Regions from separate parts of the Homo sapiens genome. Here region 2 is linked to region 1. A link is a loop called in an ENCODE intact Hi-C map of the cell type or tissue named here. Cell type or tissue: mammary epithelial cell. All regions are shown on one strand. Each heading gives the region's core, and the rest is flanking DNA. Links, peaks and the distances in the headings are about the cores only.

Evidence for each region. Hi-C counts contacts between places; a loop is a spot of excess contacts. Peaks named below come from ENCODE experiments on the same cell type or tissue, not always from the same donor. Only the 100,000 strongest peaks of a DNase experiment are listed, where the experiment ranks them.
Region 2: it touches region 1 in a loop (8-fold over the local background); 29 of 110 quality-filtered maps call a loop at or near these places.

What each region holds. Positions count from the first base shown.
Region 1 is chr1:27,093,332-27,101,440 of GRCh38, forward strand. It overlaps SLC9A1 (solute carrier family 9 member A1), which reads right to left. Exons shown (of 12, transcript NM_003047.5): 11 at 7,872-7,944; 12 at 5,478-7,313. The coding sequence ends at 6,976. Among named protein-coding and RNA genes, the nearest start is that of SLC9A1, 58 kb to the right of the region's middle. In mammary epithelial cell, for the core only: a CTCF peak has its summit at 4,256 (motif pointing left); DNase peaks (open chromatin) are centred at 4,260, 5,320 and 6,400; H3K27ac peaks cover 1,995 bases.
Region 2 is chr1:26,963,503-26,971,611 of GRCh38, forward strand. No RefSeq gene overlaps it. Among named protein-coding and RNA genes, the nearest start is that of KDF1, 7.1 kb to the left of the region's middle. RefSeq lists a silencer at 3,229-3,929. In mammary epithelial cell, for the core only: a CTCF peak has its summit at 3,577 (motif pointing right); a DNase peak (open chromatin) is centred at 3,589.

The sequences.
Region 1 (8,109 bases), core at 2,013-7,012:
GGCTACATAGCAAGCATACAACAGATCAAATGCTGAAGATTTGAGAATGTTGCTGTCTTCTATTAAGCCAGCTCTGGAGACCTGCCAAAATGTCAAATGCTATTCTAACAAATTTTGTTTTGAAAAAGTTATTTTTCATTAAAAATCTTATGTTAACATGGAATGGGTTTATTAGTTTTAAATTGATTAATAAAGTTTTAATTTCTAATTCAGTAAAACTGATAGATATAACTCACATTAAAAAAAAACCCACTGGGATCCTCAAAGATCCTAAGTTTCTAAGAGTGTAAAAGACTCCTGAGACCAAAAATGGTGAGACTCACTTAAGGGGGCAAGCTAGTCACCCACTGGCAGATTGACTACACCGACCCCCTGTCATGAAGAGAGCAGTCTTTCCCTTTCCTTCCCCTCCCCTCCCCTCCCTTCCCTTCCTTTCCTTTCCTTTCCTTTCTTTCCTTTTTTTTTTTTTTCCCGGAGTCTCACTCTGTCGCCCAGGCTGGAGTGCAGTGGCATGATCTCAGCTCACTGCCACCTCCCGCTCCCTGATTCCAGCAATTCTCCTGCCTCAGCCTCCTGAGTAGCTGGGATTATAGGTGTCTGCCACCACGCCTGGCTAATTTTTGTATTTTTGGTAGAAACAGGGTTTCACCATGTTGGCCAGGCTGGTCTCGAACTCCTGACTTCAAGTGATCTGCCCACCTCGACCTCCCAAAGTGCTGGGATTACAGGCATGAGACACTGTGCCCGGCCCAGAACACACTGGTCTTAAAACAGGCCCTGCAACCAGAAGAAGCTGACTGGGCAGAATAGAGTTACGGCGCCAGGTGGGAGACAACCCCCGCAGCTGAGCTGTTGATGGGTAGGAAGCAGCACACGCTTGAAATCAATGGCTAATATACGGTCCTACCTCTTTGACAGCCAAAATACACAGGCCCAGGGACCAAGGGATGGATATGGGAGTAGCTTTTCTCACCACTATTCCCAATTACCCACTGGAAGAGTTTTGGCTTCCTGTGCCCTAAATTTTGTGTTCAGTGGGTGAGCTTTATGCTCAAAAGAGGAACACTCCCTCCAGGGAATGTGGATATGACTCCTTTAGAACTGGAAGTAGAGGCTGAGCGCGGTGGCTCACGCCTGTAATCCCAGCATTTCGGGAGGCCGAGGTGGGTGGGTCACTTGAGCTCAGGAGTTTAAGACCAGCCTGGCCAACATGGTGAAACTCCGTCCCTACTAACAATACAAAAGTTAGTCGGGCATGGTGGTGCAGGCCTGTAATCCCAGCTACTCGGGAGGCTGGGGCACGACAATCACTTGAACCCAGGAGGCAGAGGTTGCAGTGAGCCAAGATCGTGCCACTGCACTCCAGCCTGGGTGACACAGCGAGATTCTTGTCTCAAAAAAAAAAAAAGAAAAGAAAAGAATTGGAAGTAGAGTGTTCTCCCCTGGTCATTTTGAGGTCTGTATGTTGCTTAACTAAAAGGCGGAGAAGAGGGTCAACTGTTCTGTACCTGACAGGGTGATCAGCTAGGATTGCCAGAAGGAAAATAAGTTCCTGCTACACAATGTGGGGAGGGCAGAAGACAATGACAGAAAAGAGGGGATTCACCAGGTGCCTCAGTCCCCCCAGTCCCCCTTCCAGTATTGACAGTGAAGGGGAAATGTGACAATCCAACAAACATAAGACCAGAAGAGGCTGCATTGCACAGGAGTAAAGGTTTAGGACACCCCACCTATAAAAACCCCAGTCAGCCACAGTGCTGGCACATGGTTAGAGGAAAGTGGGGGTGGAGGAAGGATGCTGTGATTGCTAACTTGGGCCTGGTGACCAGCTGCCAAAGTGGGGGCTGTAGCAATTTTCTGTTATTTGCATGCCCCGTTGTCTTATTTAAAGAGGCCGGTTGCATGGTGGCTCACGCCTGTAATCCCAGCACTTTGGGAGGCCGAGGCGGGCAGATCACGAGGTCAGGAGATCGAGATCATCCTAACACAGCTAACACGGTGAAACCCCGTCTCTACTAAAAACACAAAAAGTTAGCCAGGTATGGTGGCGGGCACCTGTAGTCCCAGCTACTTGGGAGGCTGAGGCAGGAGAATGGCATGAACCCGGGAGGTGGAGCTTGCAGTGAGCCGAGATTGCGCCACTGCCCTCCAGCCTGGGCAACAGAGCGAGACTCCGTCTCAAAAAAAAAAAAAGCCCTGTTGCTCCAGGTGAGTATGACAAGACCAGGGTGAATCTGACAAGGTTGATGGTGTTGATGAGATTGTTCCTTCCATTAAAAAAAAAAGAAGATGAAATTCACATAACATAAAACTAACCATTTTAAAGCAAACACTTCAGTGGTATCTAGTACATTCACAATGTTGTACAATCATCACCACAACCTATTTCCCAAACTTTTTCATCATCCCAAACAGAAATTCTGCAACCATTAAGCAATAGGGACATGAGTTTTTCACCCAAAGGACAAGAGTGGGTGCTGAGGGGTAAAAGGAATAGCCCTGCTTGGATCTCCTGTTTCCCTTCCACATCCACACTCCCCATTCGATGAAGGGCTGACCTACTCTGGCTGCCTTCTCTTCAGGCTTTCAGTTGGGACTCGCCAGTGGGAGGCACCATCAGGATGAAAGCTGTCCACCCCCAACCTCCCCGGCTCCCTCTCTGGCAGGGGGTGTTCTAAGCATGGCCACAGTTCTAGCTGGGCAGTCCCCTCCCATGATGAGAGCTCCCTCCTCTTGCCCTTTCAGGTCTATGGGTTGTAATGGCTTCCTGTAGTGTGAGCCCTGCTGGGTCCCATCCCTGGTAGGTTCCCACAACCCCGCCCACATCTCTAATTAATCCCTTAGTGGAAGGCTCTTGGTACCCCTTTAAATACACAGTCGGCCTCTGTACCCTCGGGTTCTGCAGCCTCAGATTCAACCTAGCACAAATTGAAAACATAAAAATGAGTAAACAAAAAATAACAATACAATAAAAATACAACTTTAAAACCCGTATAACAACTTTTTTTTTTTTTTTAGACAGGGTCTTGCTTTGTTGCCCAGGCTGGAGTGCAGTGGCGTGAACATGGCTCACTGCAGCCTCGACCTCCTGGGCTCAAGCAATCCTCCCACCTCAGCCTCCCAAGTAGCTGGGACCAGTGCACCACCATGCCTGGCCAATTTTTGTCTTTTTTGTAGAGGTGGGGTTTCACCATGTTGCACAGGCTGGTCTTGAATTCCTAGGCTCAAGTGATCCGCCCATCTCCGCCTCCCAAAGTGCCGAGATTATAGGAGTGAGCCACCGTACCCAGCTGACAACTACTTACACAGAATTTACATTGTATTAGGTATTATAGGTAGTCTATGGATGATTTAAAGTATATGGGAACATGAGTGTTGGTTATACGCAAATGCATCCATCTCTTGGTGTCCATGGGGGATTGGTTCCAGGACCCTCCCAGGTACCAAAATCCAAGGAAGCTCAAGTCCCTTATATAAAATAATGTAGTATTTGGCTATAACCTACATACATTCTCCTATATACTTTTTTTTGTCATCCAGGCTGGAGTGTAGTGGCGCGATCTCGGCTCACTGGAAAGTCCACCTCCCAGATTCAAGTGATTCTCCTGCCTCAGCCTCCCTAGTAGCTGGGACTACAAGCATGCACCACCACACCCAGCTATTTTTTTTATTTTTAGTAGAGACGGGGTTTCACCATGTTGGTCAGGCTGGTCTCAAACTCCTGTCCCCAAATGATCCGCCCGCCTCGGCCTCCCAAAGTGCTGGTATTACAGGCATGAACCATTGTGCCCAGCCATTCTCCCATATACGTTAAATCATCTCTAGATTACAATGTAAATACTATGTAAATAGTTGTTACACTTTATTATTTGAATTTTTTCCCCAAATATTCTCAATTTGCAGTTGGTTGAATCCATGGATGCAGAATCCATGAAGGGCCAACAGCACTACACCATTTTACATCAGGAACTTGAGCATGAAAGGATTTTGGTTTCCATGTGGGTCCTGGAACCAATCCCCGGAAAATATGGAGGGATGGCTGTAACATCCATTTCCTGCTAGGGAACCGATGGATACAGGAATAATCCTTTGATAATAACCCTGTAATCCTCTTGGCACTAACCGCTTCAGATTTTGTGAGTTAAACCAGCTCCACACTCAGGTCCCAGACTGGGCAAAGGAGATGCTTTCCTGGACAGCCCAGGTTCGAAGGGTGCCAGGGGTGCGCGCCAAGGCCCCACTGCCCTCTGGTGGTTGGATCCAGGAAATGCACCTCAGGGCTCCAACCTCTGCTGAACCGAGCCCATTAGGGATTGAGCAATCCTTACCCCAAATGCTTGAAAGCAGAAGTGTTTCAGATTTTGGAATATTTGCACATACATAATGAGATATCTTGGGGATAGAATCCAAGTCTAAACACGAAATTCATTTATGTTTCATATACAGTTTCTACCCATAGCCTGAAATTAATGTTACATATTTTATTTTTTTTGAGACAGAGTCTTGCTCTGTCACCCAGGCTGGAGTGCAGTGGTTCCATCTCAGCTCACTGCAACCTTCACCTCCTGGGTTCAAGTGATTCTCCTGCCTCAACCTCCCGAGTAGCTGGGATTACATGCATACATCACCATGCCCAGCTAATTTTTGTATTTTTAGTAGAGATGGGGTTTTGCCATGTTGGCCAGGCTGGTCTTGAACTCCTGACCTCAGGTGATCCGCCCAGCTTGGCCTCCCAAAGTGCTGGGATTACAGGCATGAGCCACCGCGCCCGGCCCAATTTTATATATTTTAAATATTGCACATGCAGCAAAGTTTTGACTGTCTCATGAGGTCAGGTGTGCATTCTCCATTCATGGCGTTGTGTTGGGTTTTCTGATTAGGGAGGCTCAGTTTGTACACACCTGAGCTTATCTCATGCAGGGGTCACTGTCCCCACTTTACAGGTGAGAACTTGAGGGCTTCAGTGACTTCCCACTGCCCTTTTGGTCTTCCCACGGTTAAGAGCAAAATCTTAACCATGGAGCACGCGGCCCCATCCTTGCCTCCCCTGTCACTCTGACCCAGCCACCCGGCCTTTTCTCAGGTCCCAGTGTTCGTGGGCACAGCTCCCAGTTACAATGTTTGGGAACTTTCTGGGTCCTTTTCCACCCGGAAGCCTTGGCTCCTTCTTCAGTCCCCTCCTGGGATCTCACTCACTCGGGACTCAGGAGGGTCCTCCTCGCCGTCCCTCCCTCCCCTCTGCCTCTTTTTCACCTCTTGCACAAACACTGGGCACTGGTTAGTGCCGCTCTCCCCCGCGGGGCAGGGCACGTCCTGCTTAGCTCATTGTGGTATCTCAGTGCCTGGCATGTGGGAACAACCACCCCAGCAGCTGACAGCCATGAAGTGTTTCTGTGCCAGCCTTTGAACTAAGTACTTCACGCCCTCAGGCCACCCTCCCTCCTAAAGACCCTCGTCCCCAGAAAGCAGCCCTTGACTCTATTAAAAACTCACATTGATTTATTAGAATATGAAAAAGATTCAGTTTCTTCTGTACAGGCAGCAGAGTGGCAGCAGCTGCGGTGGCTTGGTACGTGGTTGTCGATGTCACCCTTGCATGGTGACTCCTGCCCAAACAGCACTTGCATGGAGAGGAGGATGGACAGATGGGCCGAGGACCCATGGCCCAGTCCCCTGCAAAAAGGGACACTCTGACTATTGCACAATCCTGGGGGAGTGCCCCAGGGACAAGGGGAAGGAGTGTGTGTGGGCAAAGGTCTCTGGGGGCCCAGGATTCTGCCCAATCCACCAGCCCCAGGGGACAGGGGATCCTCAGGGGAGGCCTTCTCCCCCCCACCGCCTCCACAATGGGCTCCACAGCAGGCAGGGTGTGGTACACACAAGGGAAAGGTTCCAGGGGCCAAACCCAGGGTGGGGGAAGTAAGAGCAGGCCAGCAGGACTGGAGGTCAGGCCCAAGAGCTAGGCAGGTGCCAAGAGGCCAGCATCTGTGAGGCTGGAGAGACTCTTGATTAGGAGTGGGAGTTACTTCTGATGTCACAGTCTTCGAGCAACAGTTAAGAGCCCAGCAGGCAGAGAGACGTGGGGGAGGGGTTGGACAGACAGGCACAGATGAGGAAGGGTAATTCTGGAGTGTGAGGAGGGAGTTAGAGGCAGAGCACTGTTCAGCCAGGGGTTTTCAAAATGTTTTAAAAACAGGAGCGCCCTCTGTGCAAACAATCATATATAGGAGTGTGAACAAACAAAACTTAAAAAGGCAGCACATTCTGGAGCCACGGCCAGTCCTTCCCCTAGCAGCTTCCCCTGAGGGGCCCAGTGGTCCCCGTGGGAGCACAGTTCGAAAAGCTCTGAGTCACGTCACTGTCACCGTAGAAACCACCCCTGCTCCAGGCAGAGACACTCAGAGATGCCCTCAGCCCGCAGCTCTGAGTAAGGACAGGTTGGGTGGTGGCCAGGGTGACAGAGCTGGCAGGAGGAGTGTGAGACCTTGGTGGGTCAGCAGTCCCTCCCCCAGCCATGTGCCTGGTACCCCTGGTTTGTCCCCTGATAAAGCAGGGCCTACTCAAGGGAGGCCTCAGCTCCCTCCCTTCCTGGGTGGGACCACAGCTGAGCCAGAGACTCTTTGGTTAGAAACTAAGATTGGTCTGAATGAGGAGGAGGATGAGGCAGAGGGAGGAGCCTCCGAGGCCCTAGTCCAGGTCCGGGAGAAGCCTGGATCTAGGGAGGGGCAGGGCCGGCCTCACCAGCCCCAGCAGTTCTGCCAAATGGATTGGGGAGGCAGCTCTGGTGGGGAGGATGCTTCCCGGGAGGCGGCAGGGGAGGAGCTGTGCTGGGGTGGGGGCTGTGGGCCCAGCTGCCATGCGGTAGGGGGAGGGGCAGGGCCAATCCGGGTCAGGAAGGGCAAGGGGAGCCCCCAGCAGCCCCTGCTCTGGTGGAAGAGTCTGTGAGGGGACAGGCGCTGCCTGCTGGCCCTGGTGTTACTGCCCCTTGGGGAAGAACGGTTCTCCCTCCCCAGGCTCAGGGTGTGGGCCTGGGTCACTGAGGCAGCGCTGTATCCTCTGGGAGCTGGGGCTGTCACTGGGCGCGGGGGTGAAGACATCGTCGGTTCCTGGGGACGAAGTCTCCTTGCTCCGCATCATGATGCCCCCATCGTCGTCCTCGTCCTCCTCAGCCACCTTTGCAGGATCCCGGCTCAACCCTAAGACTTTGCCCTTCAGCTCTTCATTCACCAGGTCCACAGACTCGGGTGACTGCGGGGAAGCCGGGTCGATGGTGATGACAGGCAGGTCCTCCTTCGGCTCATAGGCCAGTGGGTCTGGGGACCAAGAGCAAGGCACAAGCTGGGTTCCGCTCTGGAGCCCGGCCCAGCACGTGCCACTCGGCCGCGTCAGTGCCTCCTTCAGGCCTTCTCATGAGCACAGCCGTCCCGGTCCCAACAGGCCTCAGAAGCAGGCCTCTGCGACCTTCCACCCCACAGCTTCTCTTCCTCAGACTGTGGCCCTCTCCTTTGACAGGGGCTCCCAGAGGTGTCCCTCCACAGGCCAAGGCCTGGGGCTCCTCCCTGAGTCAGTCTGCCCTGGGGCCCTGCCCTCACGTTCCCCACACGTGTTGGGGGTCTCGATGGGGCAGATACCCTGCCTTCCTGCCAGGCACCGTGGCTCTCCCAGCTCCCCACACAGTCCTCGCCCGGAACGTCTCTCTCCCTAGGGATGGCCCCTGACGTAGAAGCAGCTCATGGCTTGGGAGGGGATCCTGAGGTCAGCGAGGGCCAGGCCTGTCCTCCCAGTGGCTGAGGACTGTTCCTGTGGAGCCCCATCCTCAGGAGGTGGCAGCTCAGAGTGCCCAGTCCTGAGGCCCCTCGCCAGGCCCTTACCTGAGCCGATGCGGGCCCGAGACATGGTGGGTGAGTCCAGCTTGTGGGCTGGCACCGTCAGGTAGTTGTTGATCTGACAGAGAGGACAGACGGGGTGAGCACAGGCAGCTGGGCAGAGGGAGCCCCTCAGGACAGAACCCGGCCAGTGCACACCCCACCTTTCGTATATGCAGGGCGCTTGCTCCCCCTCCCTTGTGCCTGTGTGGGCACCCGTACTGGCCCCTCAGGAGCTCCTAAG
Region 2 (8,109 bases), core at 1,167-6,166, 130 kb before region 1:
TGCTGGGATTACAGGCGTGAGCCACTGCGCCTGGCCTAGGTTCTTATTTAGTTTTTGTTGTTGTTGTTGTTGTTGCTGTTGTTTGAGACAGGGTCTCACTTTGTCACCCAGTCTGAAGTGCAGAGATGTGATCTTGGCTCACAGTAGCCTCCGCCTCCTGGGTTCAAGGAATCCTCCCACCTCAGCCTCCCGAGTAGCTGGGAGTATTAAGTATTATTTAGTTTTCTCCCCATTTATTTATTCATTCTTTTTTTAAAAAGAAAAAATTAAGGTATAATTTACCTATAGTAAAATTCACCCTTTTTAGTGTACAGTTTTGTGAGTTTTGAAAAATGCATACAATGGCACAACTGCCACAGCAATCAAGATATAGATCAGTTCCATCACCTCCCAGAAATTCCCCTGAACCCCTCTGTGGTCAGTTCCTCCCCTTGACTCCAGCCCTTAACAACCACTGATCTTTCTTCTGTTTCCATAGTTTTGCTTTTTCCAGAACTTTAGCTGTAGAAGTGCAGAATTGCTCTACAAAATTCTAATTCTGTGGTACCTAAAATGCTGTAGATTAATAAGAATATGATGACTGAAGCAGCTCAGAGCTACTTTCCTTGCCTAGAAAGAATAAAGGAAGAAAGGAAGGAAGGAAGGAAGGAAGGAAATAAATAAATAAATATGATCTCTGAACCTCTGGCTACGCTTTCTGGTGAGTGTTTTGTGAAGAGTTTTGCAATAGGCACAAGGTAGCTGTTATTCTAATTATAGCCACACTGAAACCTCCCCTTTCTCTGCTCGTCTCCCTCCCTCACTCAAAGATACTGGGCCCTGTTCCGAAGGGTCCTTCCCATTGCCACGGTGCGTATTCAAAAAGTCTGTCAAAAATCAATGACACTTGGGCCAGGCACAGTGGCTCATGCCTGTAATCCTAGCACTTTGGGAGGCCGAGGCAGGTGGATCACTTGAGATCAGAAGTTCGAAACCAGCCTGGCCAACATGGTGAAACCCCGTCTCTACTGAAAATACAAAATTAGCCAGGCGTGGTAGTGGGCGCCTGTAATCCTAGCACTTTGGGAGGCCGAGGCTGGCAGATCACCTAAGATCGGGAGTCTGAGACCAGCCTGGCCAACATGGTGAAACCCTGTCTCTACTAAAAATACAAAAATTAGACAGGCATGGTGGCAGAAGCCTGTAATTGCAGCTACTCAGGAGGCTGAGGCAGGAGAATCGCTTGAACCTGGGAGGCGGAGGTTGCAATGAGCCAAGAACACTCCATTGCACTCCAGCCTAGGTGACAAGAGCAAAACTCTGTCTCAAAAAAAAAACCCAAAAAAAATCAATGACACTCTAGATACATACACAAAATAATCAGAACAGGGCTTCAAACAGATACTTGTATGCCAGTGTTCATTGCAGCATTATTCACAATAGCCAAAAGGTAGAAACAACCCAACAGATGAATGGATGAACAAAATGTGATATATACGTACAAGGGAATATTATTCAGTCATAAAAACAATGAAGTTCTGACACATGCAACAATAGGTATGAACCTTGAAGACATTATGCTAAGTGAAATAAGCCAGACACAAAGGACAAATATTGTATGATTCTCACTTACATGAAATATCTAGAATAGTCAAATTAATAGAGACAGAAAGGTTAGCCGTTATCAGGGGCTGGAGGGAGAGGGGAATGGGTAGTTACTGCTTAATGGGTACAGAGTCTCTGTTTGGAGTGATAAAAAAAAGTTTTGGAAATAGATAGTTGTGATGGTTGCACAACACTGTGAATGTAATTAATGCCACTGAATTTATATTTTAAAATAGTTTAAATGGCAGATTTTATGTAGAAGTATTTTCCCACAATTAAAAACCAAACAATAATAAAAATACTAATAATTTTATTAATCAATTTAAGTAAATAAATTTTTATTAGTCAATTTAAGTAAATAAATAAAATTTTTTAAATAAATAAATAAATAAATAAATAAATAACAAAACAAGCCAGGCGCGGTGGCTCACCCTGTAATCTCAACACTTTGGGAGGCCGAGGTGGGCGGATCACCTGAGGCCAGGAGTTCGAGACCAGCCTGACTGACATGGTGAAACCCCGTCCCTGGTAAAAATACAAAAAAATTAGCCAGGCGTGGTGGCTCATGCCTGTAATCCCAGCTAATCGGGAGGCTGAGGCAGGAGAGTAGCTTGAACCCAGGTGGCGGAGGTTGCAGTGAGATTGCGCCATTGCACTCCAGCCTGGACGCCAGAGCGAAAATCTGTCTCAAAATAAATAAGTAAATAAAAATAAATAAACAAAAAATAACAAAACCAACCCCCTCCCTACAAAACAAACAAACAAACAAACAAACAAACAAAAAACAAACAAAAAATTGACACTCTTTGAAGCAAAACAGAGTACCTTATAGGTCCATCATTCAGCCGACAAAGGAGAGAGAGGTCTACTGGGGTGAGTTTTCCGGGTCACAACCTGCCTCTCCTGTGCGCTTTCCTTTACACTTTACAAAACAAACACATTTTTTACTTGATCCATATTACAGCCCTATGAGGTTGGCAATGTCATATTCATTTTTACAAGTGGGGAAACTGAGGCCATCAAGGTTAGACCATTTGCTCAAGGCCACACTTCTAATGAGTAGTAAAGCTGGGTGGGAACCCCATCTTTCTGACTCCCCATACAATGTTCCTCACTGTGCCCTCCTCCAAGCCCTTACAGCTGTGTCTGGGTTTCTTTCTTTTTTTTGAGACAGAGTCTTGCTCTGTCTCCCAGGCTAGAGTGGAGTGGCGTGATCTTGGCTCACTGCAACCTCCGCCTCCCAGGTTCAAGTGATTCTCCTGCCTCAGCCTCCCTAGTAGCTAGGACTACAGGCGTGTGCTGCCACACCTGGCTAATTTTTTGTATTTTTAGTAGAGACGGAGTTGCATCGAGTTAGCCAGGATGGTCTCAATCTCCCGACCTCGTGATCCACCCGCCTCAGCCTCCCAAAGTGCTGGGATTACAAGCATGAGCTACCGCACCCAGCGTGTCTGGGTTTCTTTCTAAGCAGAGTGGACAACTGCCTCTGTCATCAGCCTCTTGAGCTCAGTTTTTCCTTTTGGCCTTGACCTGGGGCCATTGTCCCAATCCCCTGCTTTCCCCATGGTTGCTCCACTCTGTTCAATTTTTACTTTTCTGATCACCCTCCTCAGCCACCATTTAGGCTCCCAGGCTGGTGGTGACAGCTTGGTGGGAGGAGGGAAGTATCAAGGATGACGCTGGGCTTCTGGCTGTGTTACTGGATGAATGGAGATGACTGGGGAGGACCAGTTTGGGGTGTAAGAATGCAAACGTAGTGTTAGACCTATTGAATTTGATGGTCTGTAAGATAGCCCAGACATATCACCATTGTATCCATGGATGCCATTTTGGAGTGCTGTTTAGGAGCTGCAACACGTACAGCGCTGGGGCTGTGGAGGAGCCGTGGGTCAGGGGAATGTAGGCAGTGGTGTGTGGAGCCGGCTTCAGTGGACCTGCTTCCCTTCCTTCCCTGGGTATCTGCTGCTTGCCTCTGGTGTGCTTCTCCCATAAGGGCACTAGGGGACAGCACACAACAGTGGAAATTGCCAGAACTTCAGGGTCACAGGTTCTGACTTGGAATACTAGATGCTCAGCTGTGGTGTGAACTTAGCCTCTTTGGACCTCAGCATTTCCTTTTTTTTTTTTTTTCTTTTTTGAAACGGAGTCTCGCTCTGTTGCCCAGGCTGGAGTGCAATGGTGCGATCTTGGCTCACTGCAACCTCTGCCTCCTGGCTTCAAGCGATTCTCCTGCCTCAGCCTCTGGAGTAGCTGGGATTACAGGCACAGGCCACCACGTGCAGCTAATTTTTGTATTTTTAGTAGAGATGGGGTTTCACCATGTGACCGGGCTGGTCTCGAATTCCTGACCTCAGGTGATCCACCCACCTCGGCCTCCTAAAGTGCTGGGATTATAGGCGTGAGCCACCACGCCTGGCCTGGACCTCAGCATTTCTCATCCAAAAATGGTTTTAACATGAGGTAAGATAACACAGTGGTTTAGAGTGTGAGTTCTGGAGCCATAGGATCTGAACTCGTGCCCCAGCTCATACACGTACTTGCTGTGTGTTCCTTTGGCCAAGTTATTGAACTCCTCTGTGCCTCAGACACCTCATCTGTAAAGTGTGGGTGATAGCTTCATGTGGTGATTACAACCGAGACCAGCACATGGTAAGTGCTAAACAGATGTTAGCTATTTTATATTAACCCCCTTCCTCACCTCCACACCCCACCCTCTGGCTCCCTGCCCCGCCATTCTGGGGCTGGGACTCTCAAAGGCAAGACCACTGCCTCTGAGAATAAGCTGAGCAAATTACTGGTATTGACCACGACTGCCTACAACATGTTAGGTTTATTATGTGCCTTATTCCATTTAATCCCCATAATAAGGCCAGCAGGGTGGCTCACACCTGCAATCCCAGCACTTTGAGTGGCCAAGACAGGAGGATCGTTTGAGCTCAGGAGTTCAGACCAGGCTGGGAAACAGCAAGACCTTGTCTCTGCCAAAAAAAAGGAAAGAAAAGAAATTAGCCAGTATGGTGATGCACGCCCGTGGTCCCAGCTACTCAGGAGGCTGAGGCAGGAGGATCACTTGAGCCTAGGAGGTCAAGGTTGCAGTGAGCAGTGATCATGCCATTGCACTCCAGCCTGGGTGACAGAGCAAGACCCTGTCCCCCAAGCGAAAAAAAAAATCCTCACAATAACTCAGTAAACAGATCTCAAACTCCTGTTTTACAGCTAAGAAAACAGAGGCTCAGAGATTTAAACCACTTGCCCAGGGTCACATAGCTAGTAAGTGGCAGAGCCTAGAGCTGAGCCCAAGTTCATTCTGGTTCAGAGCCTGAGCTCTTTGCAGTGGCTCCTCTGGGCCCCCCAGAAACTGGGTCCTTAGAGGCCGGCTGCGTTGGCTCACACCTGTAATCCTAGCACTTTGGGAGGCCGAGGTGGGCGGATCACCTGAGGTCATGAGTTCGAGACCAGCCTAACCAACATGGAGAAACTCCATCTCTACTACAAATACAAAATTAGCTGGGCATGGTGGCTCATGCCTGTAATCCCAGCTACTTGGGAGGCTGAGGCAGGAGAATCGCTTGAACCCGGGAGGTGGAGGTTGCAGTGAGCCGAGATCACACCATTGCACTCCAGCCTGGGCAACAAGAGCGAGACTCCATCTCAAAAAACAAAACAAAACAAACAAAAAAAACTGTTACGCTTGTGGGGTGGGGGTGGCGGTGAAGGGGGTGAGGGGCAAGCGAACAGGGCTCTGTACTGTGTGAGAGCTGTGGAGAGAGGTGCAGGGGAAGCCCCCTGGAACTCCAGGCTGCACTGTTAGACGGGAGCCCCCAGGGATTCCTGGGGTTCTCTGTCTTGTGCCAGTGCTGCACCCCATTGGCTGGGCCTAGAGGGAGCTGCAGGCTGAGGAACCCTATCTTGTGCCAGGTTGAGGCAGGATCTGCTGGTTGGTTCCAAGTCCCTAGTAAAAGTATTTTCCAGAGTCCTTGTGCCAAAAGAAGCTTCACCCAACCCCCTCAATTTGCCAATGAGAAAATGAGGTGCGAGAGGGGAACGAGCTTAGTTGAGGTCACATAGTGAGTAAGGGGTGGGCCTTGGTGAATATGGACCTCTGCTTCCTCACTTGCCTCTGTGTGGTGTCAGGTTAAACCTGGGTTCAGATCCTGCCTTTACTGCTTGGTGCTTTGTGAGCCTGGACAAGTGACTCAGACTCTCTGGGCTTTAGTTTCTACATCAGTGAAATGCATTTATTCATTCAGCCCTTCTCTTGGCTGCACCCTCATCCCCCACCATACTACTCCCTCACTGTTACACACACACACACACACACACACACACACACACACACACACACACACACACAGAGGAAAGGCTACACATGGCCAAGCTGAGGCTCCTGGTCACTCAGAGAGAGCACTGCAGCTCTGGCCACTGAACACCACCCCCTACGTTCTGCCCACCCCAGCCAATGTCACTTCCAAGAGCCAATGCCTCTTGGAAGCCTTCCTAGAGAGCCCCCAGCTAGAAGGCTGTCCCCTATGCTAAGTCAAGGCCATCTGGGTCCCTAAGTGATCTTGACCTCCCCTGCTGCTTTTCCTGCCTTCAGACTGAAGCTCCCAGTGGGCAAGGTCTGTTCTGATTCATCCCTGAGTCCCCAGCACCCAGCCAGGGCAGAGCCCAAAGGCTCTGGCTGGGAGTGTTTATGGAGGGGGTAAGTGAAGGAGGCCCCTCCAATTCTTCCCCTTTCTCAGGAGCCCATGACCACCAGCTTTGCCTCCCAAACCATCGATGTGGGAGAAAGTGCCCTGGAGAGAGGGTCAAACAGACCTGGGATGGAATCCTGGTCCAGCCTTTTCCTAACTGTGTGAACTTGGGAAATGACCTCACTTTTCCGAGCCTCAGTTTCCTCTTCTATAGATAGCATTCCTGAGGAGGAGACATTTAAGCTGAGAATGGAAAGACCTAGATGGAAAGACCGAGAGGAAGAGTGTTCCAGGCAGGGTGAACAGCTGGTGCAAAGGCCCTGAGGTTGGGATAAGCTCAGCATGTTAGAGGAACAGGAAGGAAGCCAGTGTTGTCCGAGTGCAGTGAGCAAGGGGGAGAGGGACTTCTTTTAATCTTTTTTTTTGAGACGGAGTCTCATGCTGTCACCCAGGCTGGAGTGCAGTGGTGCGATCTCGGCTCACTGCAACCTCCACCTCCTGGGTTCAAGTGATTCTCTTGCCTCAGCCTCCTGAGTAGCTGGAATTACAGGTGTGCACCGCCATGCCTGGGTAATTTTTGTATTTGTAGTAGAGTAGGAGTTCATCATGTTGGTCAGGCTAGTCCCGAACTCTTGACCTCGTGATCTGCCCGCCTTGGCCTCCCAAAGTGCTGGGATTACAGGTGTGAGCCACCATGCCTGCCCGGGACTTCTTTTAATCTAAGGGATATGGGAACTGACTGGAGGGTGTTGAGCCAGGGAGTGGCCCTGGTTGCTGTATGGTGATTGCAGGAAGGCAATGCTTACGCGGGGAGTCCAGGTGAGAGATGATGGCACCTGGGGACATGGTGAGAAGTGGTCAGATCCATGAAATATTCCAGAGGCGGATCCCACAGGACTGGATGCAGAGGGTGAGGGAAGAGGGGACTTAGGGTATCCCTTATTTCAGTTGCTTATTGCTGAGAAACAAACTATCCCCAAAACTTAGTGGCATAAAACAACAATGATATATTATTTCTAAAAATTCTGTGGCTTGGTTGGGGCTCAGCAGGGCAGTTCTGGTTCCGCCTGGCTGATGCATGTGGCTGGGAGCTTAGCTGAGACTGGATCACCCAAAACGGCTTGTCTTCCTCCACGGCCTCTCATCATTCAGAAGTCTAGCCGACCGTGTTTTAGCGTGGCAGCTGGCCTCCAAGAGGACAAGCCCCAGTGTGCAAATGCTTATCAAGCCTCTGCTTGCTTCATGCTTCTTGGTGTCCCGTTGCCAAAACAAGTCCTACAGCCAAGCCCAGAGTCAACATGGGAGGGGACCATACAAGACCATGGTTCATTGGAGGCCACCAGTGTAACAGTTTAGCACCACCCCTACATTTGTGGTAGAAGGAAATGAATGAAATTCAAGGGTAGAGGGGAGTGGGTGGGGTTTGCCAGAGGTCATGGGGTGATGGTGCAGGGTCCTGCCCAGGACCTCCCAAATTAGACACAGGAGGACACTGGGCTTGGGAGAGTCAGCAGCAGTGGAGACACAAAGTCCCTGGCAGGTACGGTGAGGCAGGGTGGGGTGGGAGTGGGGGTGGGGAGGGGGCAGTAATCGAGGTAGGGAACCCAAGAGGTCTCCCTGAGCCCCTACTCCGTGCCTAGCCCTGGGCCAAGCACTGAGAGAACAGGACTCAGTGAGTGACCTTGGGGAGCCCACAGTGTGTCAGGACACAGACTATGCCCAGAGATGCCAACACAACGTGAGAGGCGACAGTTTAATGCTGCAGTGGAAGGTTATCCAGGGCTCGTTGGGTCCCAGGGGAGGGATTCCAGGAGTGCTTCTCAATTTGAGG